Linked DNA regions of Homo sapiens: region 2 is linked to region 1. A link is an interaction called in ENCODE POLR2A ChIA-PET data of the cell type or tissue named here. Cell type or tissue: CD4-positive, alpha-beta T cell. All regions are shown on one strand. Region 1 overlaps HNRNPLL (heterogeneous nuclear ribonucleoprotein L like). Region 2 overlaps GALM (galactose mutarotase).

What was found. Peaks named below come from ENCODE experiments on the same cell type or tissue, not always from the same donor. Only the 100,000 strongest peaks of a DNase experiment are listed, where the experiment ranks them.
Region 2: POLR2A ChIA-PET joins it to region 1 with 20 read pairs; 10 of 35 experiments call an interaction of 5 or more read pairs at or near these places.

The regions. Positions count from the first base shown.
Region 1 is chr2:38,579,519-38,584,518 of GRCh38, reverse strand. It overlaps HNRNPLL (heterogeneous nuclear ribonucleoprotein L like), which reads left to right. Exons shown (of 13, transcript NM_138394.4): 4 at 593-678; 5 at 2,351-2,447; 6 at 2,534-2,606. Among named protein-coding and RNA genes, the nearest start is that of HNRNPLL, 21 kb to the left of the region's middle. In CD4-positive, alpha-beta T cell, CTCF peaks have their summits at 2,565 and 2,764 (motif pointing left); a DNase peak (open chromatin) is centred at 2,798.
Region 2 is chr2:38,680,183-38,685,182 of GRCh38, reverse strand. It overlaps GALM (galactose mutarotase), which reads right to left. Exons shown (of 7, transcript NM_138801.3): 3 at 3,697-3,903. It overlaps LOC124905993 (a long non-coding RNA gene), which reads left to right. Exons shown (of 3, transcript XR_007086292.1): 3 at 1-1,300. Among named protein-coding and RNA genes, the nearest start is that of GALM, 17 kb to the right of the region's middle. In CD4-positive, alpha-beta T cell, a CTCF peak has its summit at 2,802; DNase peaks (open chromatin) are centred at 2,302 and 2,802; H3K4me3 peaks cover 1,718 bases; H3K27ac peaks cover 1,441 bases.

The DNA of each region.
Region 1 (5,000 bases):
TTATTTTAGTCACCTGTTAAGAAAATAAAAATTGAGGATTCATTTAGGACATAAAATAGGTGACAGTGCTTTCCAAATGTTCCATTGGAACTTCTTTAATGTGGGTGTATTGTGTAGGTGAAGAAATACCTTAAGATTTATTAAAGTATAATAATTTTAGGCCAGCATGGTGGCTCATACCTATAATCTTAGTTCTTTAGGAGACTGAGGTAGTAGGATCCCTTGAGCTCAGGAGTTTGAGACAGCCTGGACAACATAGTGAGACTCTGTCTCTACAAAAAACGAAAAAATTAACCTTGTGTGGTGGTGCATGCCTTGAAGTCTCAGCTACTCGGGAGGCTGAGGCGGGAGATCGTTTCAGCCTGGGAAGTCAGGGCTGTAGGGAACTGTGATCGTGCCACTGCACTCTAGCCTAGGCAACAGTGTGAGACCCTGTCTCAAGAAAAAAGTAATAATTTTAAGAATTAATTTTATTAATCAATAGAAATGACATCTTGACAGTTGATAGTTTTTAGGTAAAACAAAACGAAGTATAGCTTTAATGTTTTTTCAGATGTAAAGTGTGAAGAAATCTTTTTCTTTTCCTTCATAGGATGTTTTATATACTGTATGCAACCCTGTTGGCAAAGTGCAACGTATTGTTATATTCAAGAGAAATGGGATACAAGCAATGGTTGAATATCCTTTATTTGTAAATTTTTATTGATGTGTAATTCATACGGATCTTATTTTTTCTGGCTTAAGCATTTCTAGACAAGTGGTGTTTACTTTGTCCTCTCACAAAAATCTACGTGACTTAGCTTTAAAAAATGAAACTGCAGTACTCATAGGGAATTTTACTATTTATGATAAGAATAACTTGCTACCAGAAAGCAATCTAGTGCTTCCTTTTTAAGCTGTTAAATAACACTATTTGAAGATATGTACACTTGTACTATTTTGGAATTTATCCTAAGTGAACTTTTCTGACTCCCTCTTAAAGTAGTTTGGAAGTACCAAAACTTTAGAGTCAGTAAAATCTTACCTTTTTTTATTGAACCTTTAAAATGGTAATGGTTTATGTAAAAACTTCTTTATGTTAAATTTGTCACACATTGAGTAAGAAGAGCAAGTTACAAAATAGTATAGATAATACACTTTCCCCCAAGCTGGACCCATCTTAAATAATAATAATAAAGAGAAAACCCCAACCTACGTGTGCATGTGTATGCATAGAAGAAGGTAGGGATATACAGCAAACGCTTTAATAGTGCTTACTTCTGGCAAGGGACTTATGTTTTATCTTTGTTTTTTTACCTTATATACCTTTGTGATTTTATTTTTTTAAGATTATGGACTTAAGTAATTTTTTTAAAAACTGATAAAATTTTAGATAGAGTATTATAAAACTATGCCTTCTCAGAAATATGTAAAAATCATGTATTTGTTTTGTATTACTTTGGCTCTTTGTAATGTTCTTCTTAAAGAGTAAAATCTTTTCTGTTTCAAGGTTGCAAGTTGTCCTTTGCTAGGGAATGGGACCATGCTCCATTATCTCCTCTGCTTTCCGATTTATAAAGTACTAATGATGACCTAAAAGAATTAAGGTAGATAGTTCGGTTGTATTATGTTTTCTTTGGTACCCTTGATTTTTTTTTTTTTTTTAAGATGGAGTTTTGCTTTTTGTTGCCCAGGGTGGTCAAGTGATTCCCGTGTCTCAGCCTCCCAAGTAGCTGGGATGACAGGCACCTGCCACCACACCCAGCTAATTTTTGTATTTTTAGTAGAGATGGGGCTTCACCATGTTGGCCAGGCTGGTCTCGAACTCCTGAGCTCAGGCTGTTCACCTGGTTCAGCCTCCCAAAGTGCTGGGATTACAGGCGTGAGCAACTGTGCCCAGCCACCCTTGATCTTAAAAATAAATTCTCCTGGCCAGGCGCAGTGACTCACGTCTGTGATCCCAGCACTTTGGGAGGCCGAGGCGGGCGGATCACGAAGTCAAGAGATCGAGACAATCCTGGTCAACATGGTGAAACCCCGTATCTACTAAAAAAATTAAAAATTAGCCGGGTGCGGTGGCACACACCTGTAGTCCCAGCTACTTGGGAGGCTGAGGCAGGAGAATTGCTTGAACCCGGGAGGTGGAGGTTGCATTGAGCCCAGGTCGCGCCACTGCACTCCTGGTGATAGAGCAAGACTCCGTCTCAAAAACAAAACAAAACAAAAAATTCTCTTAAAATTCATCCTGAAATTGGTAAAACATTTCCAGAAGTAAAAGAGCTACTTCTGATTATTTTCAATCCTGTCCTTTGGGAGTGAATAATGATTAAGTATCAGATACCTTAAACCGAATTTCCTTAATAGAGCTTATGTTTGAATCAGTCCTTTGTGCCCAGAAAGCTAAAGCAGCACTCAATGGAGCTGATATATATGCTGGATGTTGCACACTAAAAATTGAATATGCACGGGTAAATATTTTTTTCAACACCCTACCCAAGAAATATTTATGCTTTGGATATGCAGTTTGAACTTACATTATTTTCAATCTTAACAGCCAACTCGTCTAAATGTTATTAGGAATGACAATGACAGTTGGGACTACACTAAACCATATTTGGGAAGACGAGGTAGGTATTTTATACATTTTAGAATGTACTTGATCTGCTGACAAATTTTTATATGCAGTTAGATTCTTTTTTCCTGAGATGAGCTAGTTAATTCAAATGAAAACCTTGTTGATGAATGCTTTTGTTGCAAAAGGCCATGTAATGCTGGAAAATAACCTTGAACATTAGTGCCCCCTACTGGTATGTACTGAGCTATTTATATTTAGTTCAACAAGGAGCCCACACATTCAGGCACGCCCGCAGTTCAAGGACTTGCATTTCTCCAAGCAGCTCTCTCTCTTTGGAGGAGAGGAAACTGATTCAGAATATTCCTTACAAACTGCAAACTTGCACACTGCTTCTCTATGGAAAGGACTTTCCCCCAAGCTGGACGAGGCATTAAGAAGGATAGAGGACTCCAGCAGGCTGACTCTACACTTCATCATGCACAACATCGGCATCAGCAAAAAGCCCTCTGAAAAACTCAGACTCGCAATTCACCTTGACTGCATACTGCATGCACCATCACCCCAAGTTTTTAAAGGAGGACACTTAACAGTACTTCAGAATTGCATGGGATGAACACCATGATAGACTGTGCCCATTTATACAAGTTGTATGTATATATTGGTCTGATTTCCCTTAAGGTTTCAGTTGTAGAATTTAAGACTTTCCACTAACGGAAACTAGACTTCATCTGCAATGTTGTAAATCTTAATGCCCATTACTGTGACTGTGTGCAGCTTAGATTCAAATTGTTAATTGGCAAATAACCAGGACCAGTTTATTAACAGGTCTTGGGAATTGATAATGCTCAACCAATCCACACAGATAGAAAAATAAAAGGATTAGAAAGGTGCACACTTGCTGCATTGTTTACTTTTTAAATTTTTTGTTTTTTTCTCAATTGTGGTCACTGAACAGAAATTCTAACATAATGAAAAGGTGCATTATATGTGAAAGACGTTCTTCTGTGTGGTTTGATTTTTGTAAAGTGGCTGTTTATAAGTTGTCACTTTTTGTAACAATTTAAGGTTATCACTGTCAATTTGTGTAACTAGAAATTTTGACATTTCAAATGTAGGTGAAAGTAACATGTCTGTTCAAGATAGAATATCTTTAAACTTGATAAATCTGAAAATAAGAGCATTTCATTTGGGATGCATCTTCACCTATAAGTGCTAGATTTCGTGAGGATAAATTTGACTGATAAAATTGTTCAACTAACTGTGTGGCAATTCTGGAATATACAAATTAAAATGTGGATCTTGTAAAAACAAGGGGGCTGCAGTATTGGCTACATCTTAACTACAATATCAGTGTTTGAACTACAGGGTGGAAAAGCTCAAGATGAGTATGTCTGTAAAAGTCAGTAACTAGAAAAAAATTTTATGGCATACAAAATACCTTGGGGAGTGGGTACTCTATAGTGCATGTACTCTAGCAAAAAGAAAAAGACAATGTGATGATTGATCTTTTGCATGTTTGCATATTTAGGACTTTTAGATGATTGGCTCCTTTAACTCTCAATTCCCAGGAAATCATCTTGCCTTATGCATGAAATTGCAAATAGGTTTGTTTTGTAATGCAGCTTTGGCTAGACCCCATGTTTTTCACTACTTATGGAAATCTGCCTGGCCTTGGGTTGGTACAGTTGATGTCAGTATTAGAAAGCACATCCTTAGCACTGAAACAACCGGACAAGTGGTTGATGAGAAATGTCTCACTTCTGTCAATTTACAGTTATTGACCACTCGGTTTTGTTTTTTTAAAAAAATCTCATTTGAAATAGTTGTGGTTACATTTTTCTCAGGGGCTCTTTAAACAGGTGTAGATAAGCTTATTTTAATAGTGTTTACATCTATTCTTTTAAAGGGTCTGATGTTTACACAAAGCCAGCTGAGGTTAGTTCTTCATATAATTCTAGTCAGATAAGTTTAGAAATGTATAAGGTATATATGTGAATAGTGAAATATAATTAAAGCACGTAAAACGTTTTTAGTTTATGCTTTGAAGGAAAATTTTTTGTTTTCTAATTCCTTACAGATATTTGTCTTGCGAGACCATAACAGTTTATGTTTTTGTTTCTGTAGAGCTCTTAGCTTGCACTCAAATTGATAGCTATTGAAACTGTTAGGTTGCTATCCCCAAATAAAGACCTTCATAACATTTTTTTTTTTAACCAAAAAAAATAAAAACTTTTTTAAAAACATACCCTCACTTTTTTCAAAGCCCTTTTCAGCTTGAATTACATTTTAGTGTAAAGAATCCCTAACCAGGACGCCAGGGAACCCCTCCAGAAATCTTAGAACCTGTAGTAGATAGGTGCATCTTTTTGGGGAGAATGTTCACAGCTTCCATCAGATCATTTGACTCTAGGAAAGCTTACCACTGTTTAGAAACTGATATATTTAG
Region 2 (5,000 bases), 100 kb before region 1:
AGAGCATAGGCCACACTTCTGGCCAATGAGAAATCAGAGAAAGTTGGCTGGAGGGCTTCTAGGAAAAGCATTGCTTTTTCTTAAAAAGAGGACATTAGAGATATGAAAAATGGAATGGGTCTTTTTGTCTCTGGATGTGACTATATGAGGAGGTGATTCCTGGAGCTGTGGCCATGAGGGGACAAGCCTGAAGACAAAAGCCAAAATACTGAGGAAGCAGATGGAAAACTGGAAGAACCTGGGTCCTTAATGACATGTCTACCTGTCATGTACCACATGCTATTGCTTTTCATCTCGAATTCCCCCAGACCTGCTTTCATAACTCTTTCGGTAAAGTTTCTGTTGTTTTTTTGTTTGTTTGTTTTTATTGTTTATAAAAACACAGTCTCACTGTGTCATCCAAGATGGAGTCCAGTGGCGCAATCTTGGCTCACTGCAACCTCCGTCTCCTGGGTTCAAGCAATTCTCATGCCTCGGCCTCCTGATTAGCTGGGATTGCAGGCATCTACCACAACGCCCAGCTAATTTTTTGTATTTTTAGTGGAGACGGGTTTTTACCATGTTGGGCAGGTTGGTCTTGAACTCCTGACCTCAAGTGATCTGCCCACCTTGGCCTCCCAAGTGCTGGGATTACAGGCGTGAGCTGCCGCACCCAGCCTGTTTGTTTGTTTTTAGAGATGGGGGATCTCTCTATGTTGCCCGGTCTGGTCTTGAACTCCTGGGCTCCAGTGATGCTCCCACCTTGGCCTTCCAAAGTGCTGGGATTACAGGCATGAGCCACCACACCCAGGTCTTTAGGTAAAGTTTCAATAAAAAAAAAGTTATCCCAGTTTTGTGTTAGGCACAGGAAGGAACAGAAAAATAAAATAAAACAAAAAACGACCTGCAACCTACATACCTTTTATATTCTTTGACAAAGCCAGTTCTCCCCTCCTCCCCAGGTCTCCAACCCTCAAACTTAGAAGTGATGAGCAATACTTGGGCCCAAATAGAACAAAAATACCACTTATTAAATTTAAAAAACAAACAAAAATATATAAGATGAGCTGACTAATTTAAATATCAGGTTTTGAGCTATGTGCCTGGGGAGGGTTTGAGATATATGATAATGCTTCTCAAGGTATGGCAAGAGATATTCTGAAGATGCAGAGGCCCTTGACTCCAGGTCTGGCTTGGTGATCATCCACTCCTACCGGAGTGCCTTGGAAGGCTGGTGCCCCCATCCACCTTCAAACCTGAAGTTAGTGGCTGTGGATTCAAGCTACGCTTACTAAGATAGAGGTTGAAAATCCCTAATCTGAAAATCTAAAATCTGGGGCCAGGTGCGGTGGCTCACGCCTGTAATCCTAGCACTTTGGGAGGCTGAAGCGGGTGGATCACCCGAGGTCAGGAGTTCGAGACCAGCTTGGGCAACATGGTGAAACCCCATCTCTACCAAAAATACAAAAATTAGCTGGGCGTGGTCGTGGGCGCCTGTAATCCCAGCTACTAGGGAAGCTGAGGCAGGAGAATTGCTTGAACCCAGAAGGTGGAGGTTGCAGTGAGCCGAGATCGTGCCACTGCATTCCAGCCTGGGCAACAAGAGTGAAACTCCACCTCAAAAAAAAAAAGAGGACAATCTAAAATCTGAAATGCTCCAAAATCTGAGCTTTTTGAGTGCCAACATGACGCTCAGAAGTAGTCACTGGAGCATTCCAGATTTCGAGTTTTCAGATTAGGAATGCTGAACAAATAAGTATATATAACGCAAATATTCCAAAATCTGAAAATCTCCAAAATCCAAAACATTTCTGGCCTCAAGTATTTTGGATAAGGGATATTCAATCTGTGGTATACGGAAGGAAGTTCATTGACCGCGCTTTTGGGTGGGGTCTATGATCTAGGAAACTATTCAGCCTCTGAAAAGAGATTCAGAAATACCCGTCACTCCAAGTCCCTGCAGGATTGGAAGAGTCGTAAAAAGCCTTAGTAAACCTAACATTCCCATATTGTCTCCTTCATTGGAACACACTGGCAGATGGAATACTGCATGCATAATTTCTCTTTTTATTTCTAATCTATTCCTTTAGATCTCCCCTCCCTATTATTAAATAGGATGTCCTAAGTATGCAAAAAATGTAAAAAACAGAATTATCACCGAGTTTTTTACCTACATAAAACAATACTTTCTTCTATTTCTGTCGTTTGTTTCTGAACTTATTTTAAGAAGTAGATCCTCTTAGGTCTGAGGGTTTTTGTTTTGTTTTTGTCTTTTGTTTCGTTTTTAAGATTTTTTTTTTTTTTTTAAAGACGGAGTTTCACTCTTGTTGCTCAGGCTGGAGTGCAATGGCGCAGTCTCAGCTCACTGCAACCTCCGCCTTCCAGGTTCAAGTGATTCTCCTGTCTCAGCCTCCCGAATAGCTGGGATTACAGGCCCACGCTACCATGCCCAGCTTATGTTGTATTTTTAGTAGAGACGGGGTTTCACTATGTTGGTCAGGCTGGTCTCAAACTCCTAACCTCAGGTGATTCACTCATCTCGGCCTCCCAAAGTGCCGGGATTACAGGCATGAGCCACAGCACCTGGCCTTGTTTTTAAGATTTCAAGAAGGATGGTGAAAGTTCCTGAGGATAAGGAACCCGCAAGTGAAGGGTCAACTTTTTTAAAGGGAGAACTTTGGAAATTTTACAAGAACCAATTAACTCTGCAATTTGGGAAAATTCTAGAAAACAGAATCCAGCAGATCATCAGCAAACTCCTGAAACAGTATAAAAAGGTGAGATATTACTAGCTGACTGTGAACACCATCTTGCGGTAGAAAATCAGGCCAAAGTGAGTCAAGTATAGTAGACAATGATGAGTTCTTCAGATAAAGAGGAAGTAATAGATATAATCTACAGAGTTTAGCTAAGCTTTTTATTCTGTCTGATATGATATCCTCCTCAATGAGCTAAACTGTTACCTTTAGGAGGGAATGAGGTAGTTCAGAAGGGATCACTTAAGGGGGGTTGTCAGCAGCTCTACACCACTCTTATGTGGGCAGTTCAAGTGGTCCCCCACTGGGGTTTATCCCTCTGCTGGGTTGATTTTAGTGTCTTAACCAACAACTTCATAAAGGGCTTCTAACAGCAGCTGACAAATAGTAGGTAGTGTTATTACTATGAAATTGAGAATATGCCTTTATTAAGCTAAAAAAACCAGGTCTTCTAAATCCAAGTCCAGTGCTCTTTCCACGGTACTGCGCAGGGCAGGACTGGCCCACCCAAACCCCTGGGAGGAGCTGGCAGGCTCACAGGGGAAGCACACACATATTGGCAGCATATCTAAAGGAGCTGGACCATGCCCATTTCCAAAGCTCCAAGGGTGGAAGGCACCTTAATTGGAACAAATTTGCAGGGAGTAGACGTGGAATAAGGGAAGCAAATATAAGCACATGTTACAATTAGATTCTGAGAGGGAGTTCTTGAAACAGCTAGTTACTTGTCTGAAGCAAACGGGAAACAGGTACTTCTCTTGGCAGTACAATGTAATCATTCTGTCTTTCTCTATAATTTTCAATTATTGAGCACCTACTATAAGCCCTCTGCTGGGCCCTTTTCATCATCATGAGGGTGACCTCACTGCCACAGCAATTCCACACTACTCTGATCTCTCTAGCCACAGCCCAGGACATTCCACAAAGCACGAAGCAGGAAAGAAGAAACAAGTTCACTTACCTGGCCTGCCAGGTTGAAGTAAGAATGGTTGGTCAGGTTGACTGGTGTGGCCTGACTGGCTTGTGCTCTGTAGTTGACTATGAGCTCTCCGCCATCCAGGGTGTATGTCACCCAGACTTTTAACTCTCCGGGGTAGCCTTCTTCACCATCTGGACTGATGCGCGAGAACTGGACGCCATTTGACAGCACCCGAGGGGTCCAGAGCACCTGGAAAAAAGTGTTTTCAAAGTTGTGTAGTTGCTCCATCCTCAAGCTAAATGCCATATTTCAATATTTAAAGACAACTGATTTCACAAGGAAAATGGTTATACAATCAATTAAGACTTTTTAATGATAGCCTGGATTTTTTTTTTTTTTGAGACAGGGTCTCACTATGTTGTCCAGGCTGCAGTGCAGTGATACAGTCTTGGCTCTGCAACCTCCACCTCCCAGGTTCAAGCAATTCTCAAGCCTCAGCCTCCCGAGTATGATTACAGGCATGAGCCACTGTACCTGGCTAATTTTTGCATTTTTCGTAGAGACGGGGTTTTGCCATGATGACCAGGCTGGTCTCGAACTCCTGACCTCAAGTGATCCACCTGCCTCGGCCTCCCAAGGTGCTGAGATTACAGGCATGAGCCACCGCACCTGGTCCCTGGATTTTAATTATTACAAATGTTTGTTTTTCTCTACCTTCTCACACTCCCCATTCTCTTTTCTCTAACTTTGTACGATGTGTGTCTACAATATTTTCCTCTCCTCTTCTTTGATGATTTTTCTTTGATTTTTTTTTTTAATCTTGTAGCCCCACTCTGCTAAACGCCATATAGCAATATCTGCTGAGAGTATTAAAAAAAACTTTAATAAATCAGCCCCTGTCTCCTAGGGGTATATATACAAATATTTATTAAAATCCCTACAAGGCTCTCTGTGTTCCCTAGGCAGAGTTCAAAACAAATAAGGCATTTGTGCCATTAAGAAGAGTTGTAGCCTACAAGTCAAGAGTCCTGATTTGAGGGGCCTCATTTGTCCCTAGCTCATTGTGTGACTCTAGGCATTAATCTCTTTCATAAAATAAAGGGGTTGAAGAAATTATCTCGAAGTTTCTTCTTGTTCCAGAAAATATGATTCTAAGACTGGCAAAAAAAAGTATGAAGAAGAGTTTATTTTTAAAGTTTTTTTTTGTGGTCAGGTGCAATAGCTCATGCCTGTAATCCCAACACTTTGGGAGGCTGAGGCAGGAGGATCGCTTGAGCTCAGGAATTCAAGACCAGCCTGGGCAACATAGTGAGATGTCATCTCTATGAAAAAGTTTAAAAAAATTA